Linked DNA regions of Homo sapiens: region 1 is linked to region 2. Evidence: chromatin contacts called from ENCODE Hi-C or POLR2A ChIA-PET data. All regions are on one chromosome and are shown on one strand. The core of a region is the stretch at or near the end of the contact, and the rest is flanking DNA. Distances in the headings are between cores, read along the strand shown.

The links. A loop is a pair of places that touch in the nucleus more often than their neighbours do. ChIA-PET counts read pairs that join two places held with the same protein, here RNA polymerase II (POLR2A). Pooled maps may share reads with other maps.
Region 1: a loop to region 2 is called in a pooled map, with 4 times the contacts of the local background. The contact joins the enhancer-like site here to the promoter of IATPR in region 2. A Hi-C loop is called at or near these places in 9 of 50 pooled maps. POLR2A ChIA-PET finds 5 or more read pairs at or near these places in 2 of 52 experiments (T-cell and activated T-cell).

What each region holds. Positions count from the first base shown.
Region 1 is chr10:33,250,193-33,255,702 of GRCh38, reverse strand. NRP1 (neuropilin 1) reads left to right here. Exons shown (of 17, transcript NM_003873.7): 6 at 1,509-1,675. Among named protein-coding and RNA genes, the nearest start is that of NRP1, 82 kb to the left of the region's middle. Within about 2 kb of position 2,767, at least 5 of the 41 ENCODE cell types and tissues checked have a DNase peak (open chromatin) inside an H3K27ac peak, as active enhancers do.
Region 2 is chr10:33,112,780-33,118,317 of GRCh38, reverse strand. It overlaps IATPR (ITGB1 adjacent tumor promoting lncRNA), which reads left to right and starts at 1,511. Exons shown (of 3, transcript NR_160030.1): 1 at 1,511-1,847.

The DNA of each region.
Region 1 (5,510 bases), core at 1,518-4,017, 140 kb before region 2:
AGGCAGGAGGATTGCTTGAGGCCAGGAGTTGGAGCCCAGCCTTGGCAATATAATGCGAACCTGACTCTACTAAAAATTGAAAAGTTAGCTGGGCATGGGGGATTGTGCCTGTAGTCCCAGTTACTTGGGAAGCTATGGGAAGATTGCTTGAGCCTCAAAGTTTAAGGCTGCAGTGAGCTATAATCATGCCACTGCACTCCAGCCTGGTTGACAGAGTGAGACCCAGTCTCAAGAACAACAACAAAAAAGAACAAAGAAAAAATTGTTTGTGCAATTATCAGCTCTAGCTGCCAGGCTGTAAAGTAGCACAGGGAGAGGACAGGGGGTGTTTGGAGAGGTATTCTACAGATATGCTCATATCTTCTACACCAGATCTCACTGGAAAATAAAGAGGCCAGTGAAATTTCAAAATCTGATTTGTATTTTATTTAATTGATTTATGTATTTTTGTGCCTGTAAATAATTGTTATATTACAAATAACAAACCTAAGCTTAAAAATATGAAGCCATTGCAAGAAAACCTTGTATGCCCTAAAACCTTATCTGTTATTGATAGAAAATTCAGAAAATGGGGAATTTTGGTTAGTTGAGATTTTCTGGATGGTTGAGAATCTTCCCTTTAATCTCTAAAGCTTTTTTTCACTTGTGTACTTTGGATAAACATTTTCCTAAAACTGAAAGCTCATATTCCCAGTATCATCAAACTGAGGATGTTAGGCCTAAGAGAATATAGATTTTGATGTTTCACTGGCCTTGAAACACCACGTCCCTGCTGAAGGCCCCTCCCTCCAGGGACATGTCCACCTAATGTGCTTCTTTAAACAAAGCAATCATTCTTATGCTCACTGTTGTGAGCATTATGATTTTATGCTCTAAAACTGTGGTGCTTTGGGGCCGTGTGACAGTGCAGTTTACCCCCAATGCATAACTGTGTTTTGATAAACTAATTATGTTAATAGTCATGCAGGCCAGAGGTGGGGCATAAGAACAATGGAAGTCAGGAAGAGGTGGTCTGGGTGCCAATAGTAGAATCTGAAAGACAGGGAGTTAAGTTCTACCATCCATTGAGTATGAATTGTAACTAGACATAGAGTCTTTTTTCAATTCTCTTCGATATTAAAAGAAATAATTTAATACAAAAATTTTATTTTAAATGCAACTTTTTGTGTGTACCCATATGACAGGTAGAGTCACAGATAGTTACAAACACACACACTCAACTGTGAAAATAAATCAGAATTTTCATCATTTCCTGGTAAATTTCAAATAGTCTTTTTGTCAACCTAGGTCCACTTGGGAAAATTATTAATCACTGTATGATCTTCATAATATTTTTAAATATTGCCATGAAAATCCAAGTATCAGTGCTATATTCCAATAAGTCCCTTACTACCATCTTTTTAAAGAATTTTGAATGAAAGAACTCTTTGGTGTATCAAGTTAAAAAAGAAAAATGCATCTTAAATCCCCTATATTTTGATGACTGTGGGCCCTGTTTTTCCCTTCAGATTTCAAATGTATGGAAGCTCTGGGCATGGAATCAGGAGAAATTCATTCTGACCAGATCACAGCTTCTTCCCAGTATAGCACCAACTGGTCTGCAGAGCGCTCCCGCCTGAACTACCCTGAGAATGGGTGGACTCCCGGAGAGGATTCCTACCGAGAGTGGATACAGGTATGCAGCATAAGATCAAGCCTATCTAGGATTGAATAAGTTTTTGACCATCTAGAGAGGTTGTTGAAAGAAAGTGGTACTGTGCCAAATGGCCTCCAATGAGAAGATAGGTTCACGGCCATCAGGTATAAATCACTGCAAGAGAAGATAGGTTCACGGCCATCAGGTATAAATCACTGCAAAATGAGCCCATCGCTACACGATCAGAGAAAAGCAGGCCCAAGATGACATCCCTGAAAACGCATTTATCTTCTCAGATACTTATATACTACTCTTCCGAGAATGTGACTACAAGTGTCTCACTTTGATAACAGCTCCAAGATCTGATTTTTCCCAACTACACACTGTCTGTTAATGGGCTTCCTATTTTGACATGTTTTTATTTCCTGGATGAAATATATGAATCCTGTTTATAGACGTGTATGAAATAATTGTTTCCAATAATAGGTTTCTGTTTGTTCAGGGTAGGAGAAGGGAAGGAAAGGTTGGAGTGTGTTTTTCCATGTAGGTCTATATAGCACACATCCAAGAAGGGGGTTTGGTTGAAGGCACTCTCCATTGACGAGATATCCATGTTTAGGCATGAAATGTACATATTTGTGTCTTCATTAGTGATGCTACCTCTGCTTTCCTCGCTTTGTTCTGGCATTCCCTTCCTGCTGTCACTTACATATCCCCACAGACACCTCGTCTGCCCCACATCCCCACCGCTGACCCCATTTTCCAGCCGTCTAATCTACCCCCTCTCATCGCCGGCACCACTCCTAATGCCCACTTGCCCAACCTTGATATCTGGGTATTCCCACCCAAAGGCCTGATGCTGACAGTCCTGAGTTTTTCACTCACTGTTAAATGAAACATCCATAGCTGGATCTGTGGGTTAAACTGTGGGCAAATTATACAAAAGATTATTTGCTGAAGGATCCAGGCTTCCTTTTCAGGAGAATAGTCAGATCCTGTCTTACGTTTATTGCTAGATATAAAATGACTAATTCCCAGAGAGAGTTTCTAAGCAAGAAAAAAAAAAAAAACCACAAGATGATTAATCCTCTACTTTCCACATCTATTGCTGCTTCAGTCTTTTGAGCACAAATAGCAGATTTTGTTTTACTTTGGAAAGGTCAATATTAGTTTAACATACACTTAAAGTGAAATGGCCTATTACAGGAGACTGAACTCACGCTAACCTCCAACACTGAGAAATATGTAGAGAGTGAGAAAAGATGAGACGTCTACCTTGGGATTGCTGAATCCATCTCTAGATTAAGACAGAAATGAAATGAGTTTGCCAGTGTCAAAATAGTTCTTGGTAACTTGTTTTCCCACATCCCCAAACCAACAGGCAGTTCAGTATGATTGACAGATGTGCCTCTCGGGGGAAGCTTACATTTTGCAGCACTAAGCATGTTTGCATGGTAATGAAACAGGAAAGGTCTCCTTGTGTCCCTCACAGGGCGTGCGATAGGGGTGTGGCTCGCTTCTTCAGTGCCCCGCTGCTGAAACCTCTAGGGGAGCATACAGATGGGCAGGCAGTGGGGCTTCGACCCCACGGCAGTGTCTAAGGCTGAATGTTTACAGCCGCAGCCCCAGTGGGCGCGTGTTACAGGTGCTCTTTTGCTTTGCCGTCTATAGGCGGCTTGTGTTCACCAGCTCAATTAGACCCCCTTCCTTATCACAAGGACAGAGGGATTTCTGTATCCCAGGGTTTCTTGCCTTGGTGTACGGGAAGATTCGGATCACACGTGGTCTTGGAGAATGCGTGCAAGGTTTTATTGCTGGGGGAGCCGGAAGGGAGATGGTTTTCTCCTGGACTCTTCTCCAACAGCTCCGGTCAAACTCCACGTCGTTGTGCTTGTGCCTGTTGGTGTGCTCTTCTACCGGTGGGCTCTCGACGATCAGCCACTTGTGCCTTCTTCCCCCAATGTGTTCCTCACGATATCCAGCCGCTTGTATATCTGCCCGCTAGGGTCTCGGGTTATTAAAGGCCCAGGATGGGGGCGTGGTGGGCCATGGTGGTCTTGGAAAATGCAACATTTAGGCGGGAAAGCAGGAGTACCTGTCTTCACTTTGGTCCGTGGGGGTGGAGCCCTAGCCAGGGACTCTCCTTTCTCTACCCTGCACTTCCCTTCCCCCTTCTGTACCATTTAAAGGGACCGCGCTCTTGCCTTCCCAGCACTCCCGTATCAGTAATGTAGTCCCATTCTTGGTAATGTGGGGAGCTCTCACTAAGGTAGAAATGGTGGTCTTCCAGGAGCTCTGAAACTGCAACTGTAGCAATTCTTCTGCGCAAGGCAATTCTCTTGTCAGTAAAAACACTAAGACTACATGGCCTCTCACAAAGCATTTGTGAACAGAACAGATTTACATCATTCTTTGGAGTTAGACACAATCTGAGATTGCCCCAGAAGAAAAAAAAATCTCAAATCATCCATCTCTTTTTGCCAATGAGAAAACATGATCAGGAGAAGCAAGGTAACTCAAACCCCAAAAACTAGAGGGTTTTCTTCTTGCTTATGCCATGTTCTATGGCTGGGCCAGCTGGGGTCTGCTCTGTATCTTCTCATGCCAGGACCCAGACTTGGGGGACAGCGTCCTCTGAAATGTTGCCTGCCCCAAGGCAGAGTGTATTAGTCTGTTCTCACACCGCTATAAAGAACTACCCAAGACTGGGTTAATTTATAAAGGAAAGAGGTTTAATTGACTCAGTTCTGCATGACTGGGGAGGAAACTTAGAATCATGGCAGAGGGGAAGCAGGAAAGTTAAGATCATGGCAGAAGGGGAAGCAGGCACGTCTTACATGGCGGCAGGTGAAAGAGGCGAGTGAAGGAGGAACTTCCAAACCATCTTATAAAACCATCAGATCTCATGAGAACTCACCCACTATCATGAGAAGAGCACGGGGAAAACCGCCCCCATGATCAAATCACCTCCCACCAGGCCCCTCCCTCAATGCTGGGGATTACAAATCAAGATGAGATTTGGGTGGGGACACAAAGCCTGACCATATCACAGAGGGAGGAAGATTGCAGCTCATCATGATGGTTCTTGGGTCTCCCTGCTGGATAACTTCCACCCACCTTCACTGCCAAAGCATATCACAGAGCCACACTTAACTTCTGAGGGGCAACAGGAAGCTGTGGCCCCACCTGGCTAGAGGGAGGAGAGCTTAAATGATAATTGTCCTACTCATACGACACTAATCCTTTATCAAGTCCAAAGAATGTGGCCCGATCTGTCCTAAGTACTTGAATATTTTTTATCTGATCCTCACTGCAATCCTGGGAAGGAGGTATAATCATCCCCATTTTAAAAACGAGATTGCTGAAGTTCAGAGAAACGAGTAAACACTCAAGGTCACAGTTAGTGACCAGGCTTGGAAACAAGGTCTATCAGACTCTAACACCCACTTGTTTATATTACAGTATGCAGGATTTTAACCATTTATTCCCATTCATATACTTTCAAGCCTATTTTATGAAATGTCCATCACCTCCCTGCTGAATCACGTTGAGATGGGTTGGGTGCTTCCTATTTCTAAGCCTACAATGCAGGGACTTTGCTGCTCCATCCCTCTGAAAGGTGAAAGTCACAAAAGCTTAGCTTCAGGTTCACCTTGAGGTAAAATTACCGTTTTTCGCCTTCCGAGCTCAGCAGGCTCATTTACATGCTTCTTGTGTCTGTGTACAGGGTGGGTGCTGTTATCATCCACTGATCACCTAATTATGAATAATTTCATGTGTTTCCAGCTTTTCTGAAACTCCTTGGAAGTGGTTGGCTTGTTGTTTTCATTAGATAGATGTTTTGTAAATTAACCAACAAGTACAGCATAATTTA
Region 2 (5,538 bases), core at 262-2,761:
GCATCCAAGACAGCTGGATACCAAGGTGCCATTTTGGATCAGAGAAACTTGCACAAACTCTGGGCCAAATGGTTTTACAGTGGTCTCTGACTCTCTCAGACTAATTTAAGATGTATCCCAGAACGATTAGCCTATGGCCCATTTATATCAAGATCCAGCTGAGTTCTAATTGGCACGAGCAACCGCTGGCATGGTACACACAAGTGCTTGCAAAGGTGATTGCCAACAGCCACCCAGCTGCAGCGGAGAGGATGTGGGCACAAACCCTTCAGATTAGGGTGTGTCACTTGAGACCAGGCCAGAGCCATCAAAGCACCCTGTTTTCCTCCACCCTTTCCGACTGCCCCAAGACTGGCACAGGGTTTAGTAATAGCGAAAGTAACACTTGCCCATGTAGGGACCAACAGTCTTTTCTAGGTTGAGTTTTCTAACTTGAGTGAGGTGCCAGACAGAAAGATGCCACCAGAGAGATTTGGCTCCCCAATGTGCCATGCAGTAAAGCCTGGCCCTTATGGCCTGCCGGACAGCATTACAACAAGTGACAAGCGCACATTTACTGTCATGGCCTGACTGAAAATCCTTGTCGTCTTAATTTGTCATTCCGAAATATATGAAAACACCTACTTAGGCCACAAAGCCTTCTTTTTTGCCTAATGGTGTTCTAGAAATAAACTGGCAGTGAAGGATACTGCATTGTTACGGGGATGTTGTCAGTTGGTTTCGTTTATCCATTTATCAATGCCATTTTGCAAGAAATAGTCTCTGCTTTAGAGATGACACTTCATACATAACAGGGAGGGCGTGAGTTTTCCTTAACTGCCAGAACATTACATAATATAACATGTCACCAGGCCTCAAATGCAGCAGCAAAGACTCTGTATATAGGCGACTCCAGAGCCAACATGTGCTTAGCCAAAAAAAATGATTCAATGCCTTCAGAATGTGGGATGCAAAATGAGATTCTGTAGGAGTCAGGGGTCAATGGTGGGAGAGTGCAAGAAACAGATCTGACAGCTCCCAAGTTCGGGGCAATCTGTTCTCAGTTAACTAATAGTTGAGAGGGATCGCTGAAGGATACAACATTGATACCCCAAAGCGCTCCAATCAGTTTCACTATTTGGCCTGATTTTATGTGTCTGTTTTCCATTCCTCCCTAACTCCTTCTTGGGCTGCAGAATGGGCCTCATTTGCAGGTTTGGTTACCAGTTATCAACTTCCACTGTGATAAAGGACAATTAGGATACAACATTGATACCCCAAAGCACTCCAATCAGTTTCACTATTTGGCCTGATTTTATGTGTCTGTTTCCTATCCCTCCCTAACTCCTTCTTGGGCTGCAGAATGGGCCTCACTTGCAGGTTTGGTTATCAGTTATCAACTTCCACTGGGATAAACGACAATTAGGAGGTGGTGGGGACAGGAGTCCTGCCTGTGAAGTCCCAGTTAATCACCAAGCCATACAACCTCCCCTAAAGAGTCAAGAGCGGATGCAGGCTGTTGATGTTTTTCATTCAAAGCTCGCAATGCACCGTTCTGAAAACTCTCCAGCGTAGAATTCAGGAACCCTGAGTTTTCTATCTCTGTCTAGTTCTGGACTGAATGGGCTCAAGTCATCTAGTTAACCTCTCTGGATTTCAGTCTTCTGAAAAGTGAAGCTAAGAGATCTAGCATTCTGCAGAAAAGTACTGGAGATGACTCAGGACTGAAAATGATCATGAAGCCCCTTTGCAAATATCAAAGTGGTGATGAAGCAGTCATGAACTTTGACCAGAAGCCGTGTTTTGTGGGATTGCCACTTTAATCGCTCCTGTTCATCATTAGGACTGCAGCCAGAGTGTGGAAGGAGGTGAGTGCTTTGGTGGTCTTGCTAGGTTGCGGAGCGTGGGCTTTTGTGGATATGCAACAGTGCCCTCTATTGGCATCCGGCATATTTTAAGCCACTGGAGCTGATAAGTCCATTTTCCTCTGCCCTGTGTCTTTGTACTTCTTAGTGGAGGCCCAGAGAGCTTGTGTGTAAGGGGCTGTGACCAGACTGCTCAGCAAGGGCTTTTGCTTCGCAGAGTGCTGCGCGTACATTAGAAAGCTGCTGAGTGGAAATCTTATTCCCTGGGATTTTAAACAGCCACATTTCCTGGCGTTTGACATCAATGGGACATTTAGCAAATGGAGTGCCAGATGGAGCTCCTGGCTCTATTTTCTGTAAGACACTTGAGAGTCAGAACCCTCCCAATGTTTGCGCTTGATAGGCTTGCCCACCGTAGGGCTGGCCACGGCTCAGTGGATGCGGGGCATTCTGCGGGCTTGCAACGCGGGGAGAGCGGGGACACACAGGATAGCACGTGGCAGCTCGGCCTGCATTGCTACACACAAAAGCATTTCAAGTTCCAGCATCCTTGGTAATTCACTTTAACACTCAGTCACTCACTTCTCTTATGTTATCTGACTTCCTTACAAGCCACATGCAAGAAAACAAATAGTAATTGACTCACACTTTCACAAGCACTGTCTCTCCTGAACTTCTCAAGGCAGTAAGCAAGGCAAACCTCGGTGCCACTGTTTTGGAGATCAAGAAATGGAAGCTTAGATTGTTGAGGGACTTGCCCACAGTTCCATGGTATCACCTTATAACTTATAGAAAAAGCAATGAAATCTCAGATTTTTTCTAATATCTAAGCAGTGCTGTCTTCCCCACCCCCCACCCCCTTTTGTTTTTTGAGACGGAGTCTCACTCTGTCTCCCAGGATGGAGTATAATGGCATGGTCTCGGCTTGCTGCAACCTCCACCTCCCAGGTTCAAGGGGTTCTCCCACCTCAGCCTCCCTAGTAGCTGGGACTACAGACACAGGCCACCACACCCAGCTAATTTTTGTATTTTTAGTAGAGACATGGTTTCACTATGTTGGCCAGGCTGGTCTCAAACTCCTGACCTCGTGATCCACCCGCCTCAGCTTCCCAAAGTGCTGGGGTTACAGGCGTGAGCCACCACTCCCGGCCTCTCTTCCCCCTTTCTATGTGAACACATGTACTTTTATTAAATCATTTTGATTATTTTCTATTAATAATTCACATTTATATGAATCACAGAATTCAAGATTACTATATAGTCCCTAGAAATTGCTTTATTACTCACTATATTTATGAAGGCTCCTAGTAAATCTCCATGATGATATTTGGAGAGTCTCTGATATATTCAAAGTTGTCCTGTTTTTATACTGAAGGCAGCCGACACTGATCCAGTCAATGAAATCGTGATTCTCTAAGAATGAATATTTGGATTTTTTTTTTCTTTTCATAAGGTTGCGTGTCTTTGGTGTTCAGGCAGGTAGATGCCACATTGCTTTATTAAATTGGTGTAATGGAGCATGGATTTTTTTATATTGTCATATGCAGTGATAATCTAAAATTCTAGAGCTATGATTCATCTCTGAGGATGTTTTACTCATATTGCACAATAACCAAAAAGTATTTAGACCTCAAACAGCGGGTTAACTGGGCATGGCCCTGTCCTTGTACAGTTTGCATGCTGTTATTTTTACAGATGTTCTCCTCAGTTCCCACCTTAATTCAGGTCAGGGGAGTTAATGGGAAATGAAACTGCATCTCCTCTACTTCCCTCCTTCCTGCACGGTTGACTTGAATTATAAACCAACAGCTATGCTCTGCCGGTTGATAACTGAGTTGTTTACCACCTCAACCAGAAGATGCAACGATTAGCTGTTTTTTTCTGGCTTTAGAAAAAGGTTACCTCGTAAATAGATGAGGAGACAATCTGCATATCTGCCCCATCTTACCTTTGACTTAGATACCTACTTCCCTACTGAAACAATAAACCAGTCTCTGGCTGTTGCTGCAGAAGAATCTGCTACAGAAATATCTGTCACACTTTAAAATTGTTTCCCACACACCAAACAAGCTCAACCGCTCTTCTCTTGTTCCAAAACAAAAGCCTTATCCTGTAGGACTCTTTCAACAAAAACCAATGAAGAACACCTTTACTTTTTCAAGTAAAACTAAAAATAATGATCACAAAACAAAAACTTGCTCTTTATATTTATTCAACTTCCTCTAGCCGCCCCCTACATTAAACCAAGTGTTTGAGAAGAGTTTCAAGAAATCTTAACTTCAGAAGGAGTTTTAGGAAGTTCCTATTGCAATCTCTGATTAACGTGGAAATCCATTCTCTTGATAAATACTTCCACTAACAAAGAGGCCTCTCTTTAAAAGATTGTCCATTCCTTTTCTGGAGAGTTCTAAAAGAGGATAATCAAAAGGAAAGACCCTTCTTTCACTGGAATTTATGTCTTAGTAAGTGTTCATTTCAGATATATTCACAAGTAAAAAGAGAGTAAACTCTAAGACTCAAAAATGGGCCATTTCTATGAAATAAGGACACAACAGATCGAAGCTGAAAGATTTGATCAACCTTATCAATTGTTGAAAGACAAGTCTTATAGAAGGAAGCTCGGCCAACTCCAAAACTGACTCCTTTCCAATGCTTAGTGATCATCTGGACACACTTGTGGAATGTGACATTTTGGTCTAACACAAGCACAGAATAACATGTAGCATATACCCAAATGAAATGAATCACTAGCGAACGGATCCTTAAAGTCTACAAAAACCAACCACAGGGCTGTAATGAAAGAAAGTGATGACAGACAAGTTATAACATACAGCCAGCCAAATTCCGAACACAGTATTTTGGCTGACTAGTCTTGGACATGGGAAGAATTATGCTGTTCAATTTACAACTTATTAAAGAGGGAAAGAAGTCATCGATACAGATGGTTGGTTCTATATCAAAGAAGACTAGGAGAGGTGATATTACAGAGCTTCTATAGAGCAAACTGTCAAGCAGTACTTAACTCACTTTTCCCCATAACTAATCATTAGAAAAGAATGAATTTTCAAAAGGTTAAAAAAAAATTGCAGTGTTCTTAGTAAGCCATGGTTTTGCTCACTTATCTGCAAAAGCCTGGACATGCTGATAGAGTCAGCTTCATTCCTTAGGCAAGGCAATAATTACTTTTTCACATGGTGCATGTTCTCTGCAAGCAGTTGCTCACGACATGTGGAATGAAATGCCTTTGTTAGGGGGTGGGGAGAGTTTATCATAATGTTTTATGCTAGTAGATGAAATCTGCCCCTAAATATAACATAAAAACTACTTTTGATTTACCAGAAGGAACACATGGTACCTTAAGTACAGTCTATGAATATTTTGAACAGTAAGCCTCAAATAGGTAACAGAAGTGTCAAGCATGAGACCAAGAGTCATCTGGGCCTAAATGGACTTTGAAGTTGGTTTTATTACACCATAAATGAAGTAATGTTCACTGTTGCTTTCAGTTGCTGTAGTAGAAGAGCCAGAAGTCTTGCGTTGTGGTCCCTATTTTGCTCTTAATCATGTGTGCCTGATTTTGGATAACCTTTCAGAGGCATAAGCTGGCTTATCTATAGAAAGAAGAAAGCTGCATTAAAGTATCTCCAAGATTCATTCAAAAATGAATGAATATCATAGAAAAAAAATATTCTAT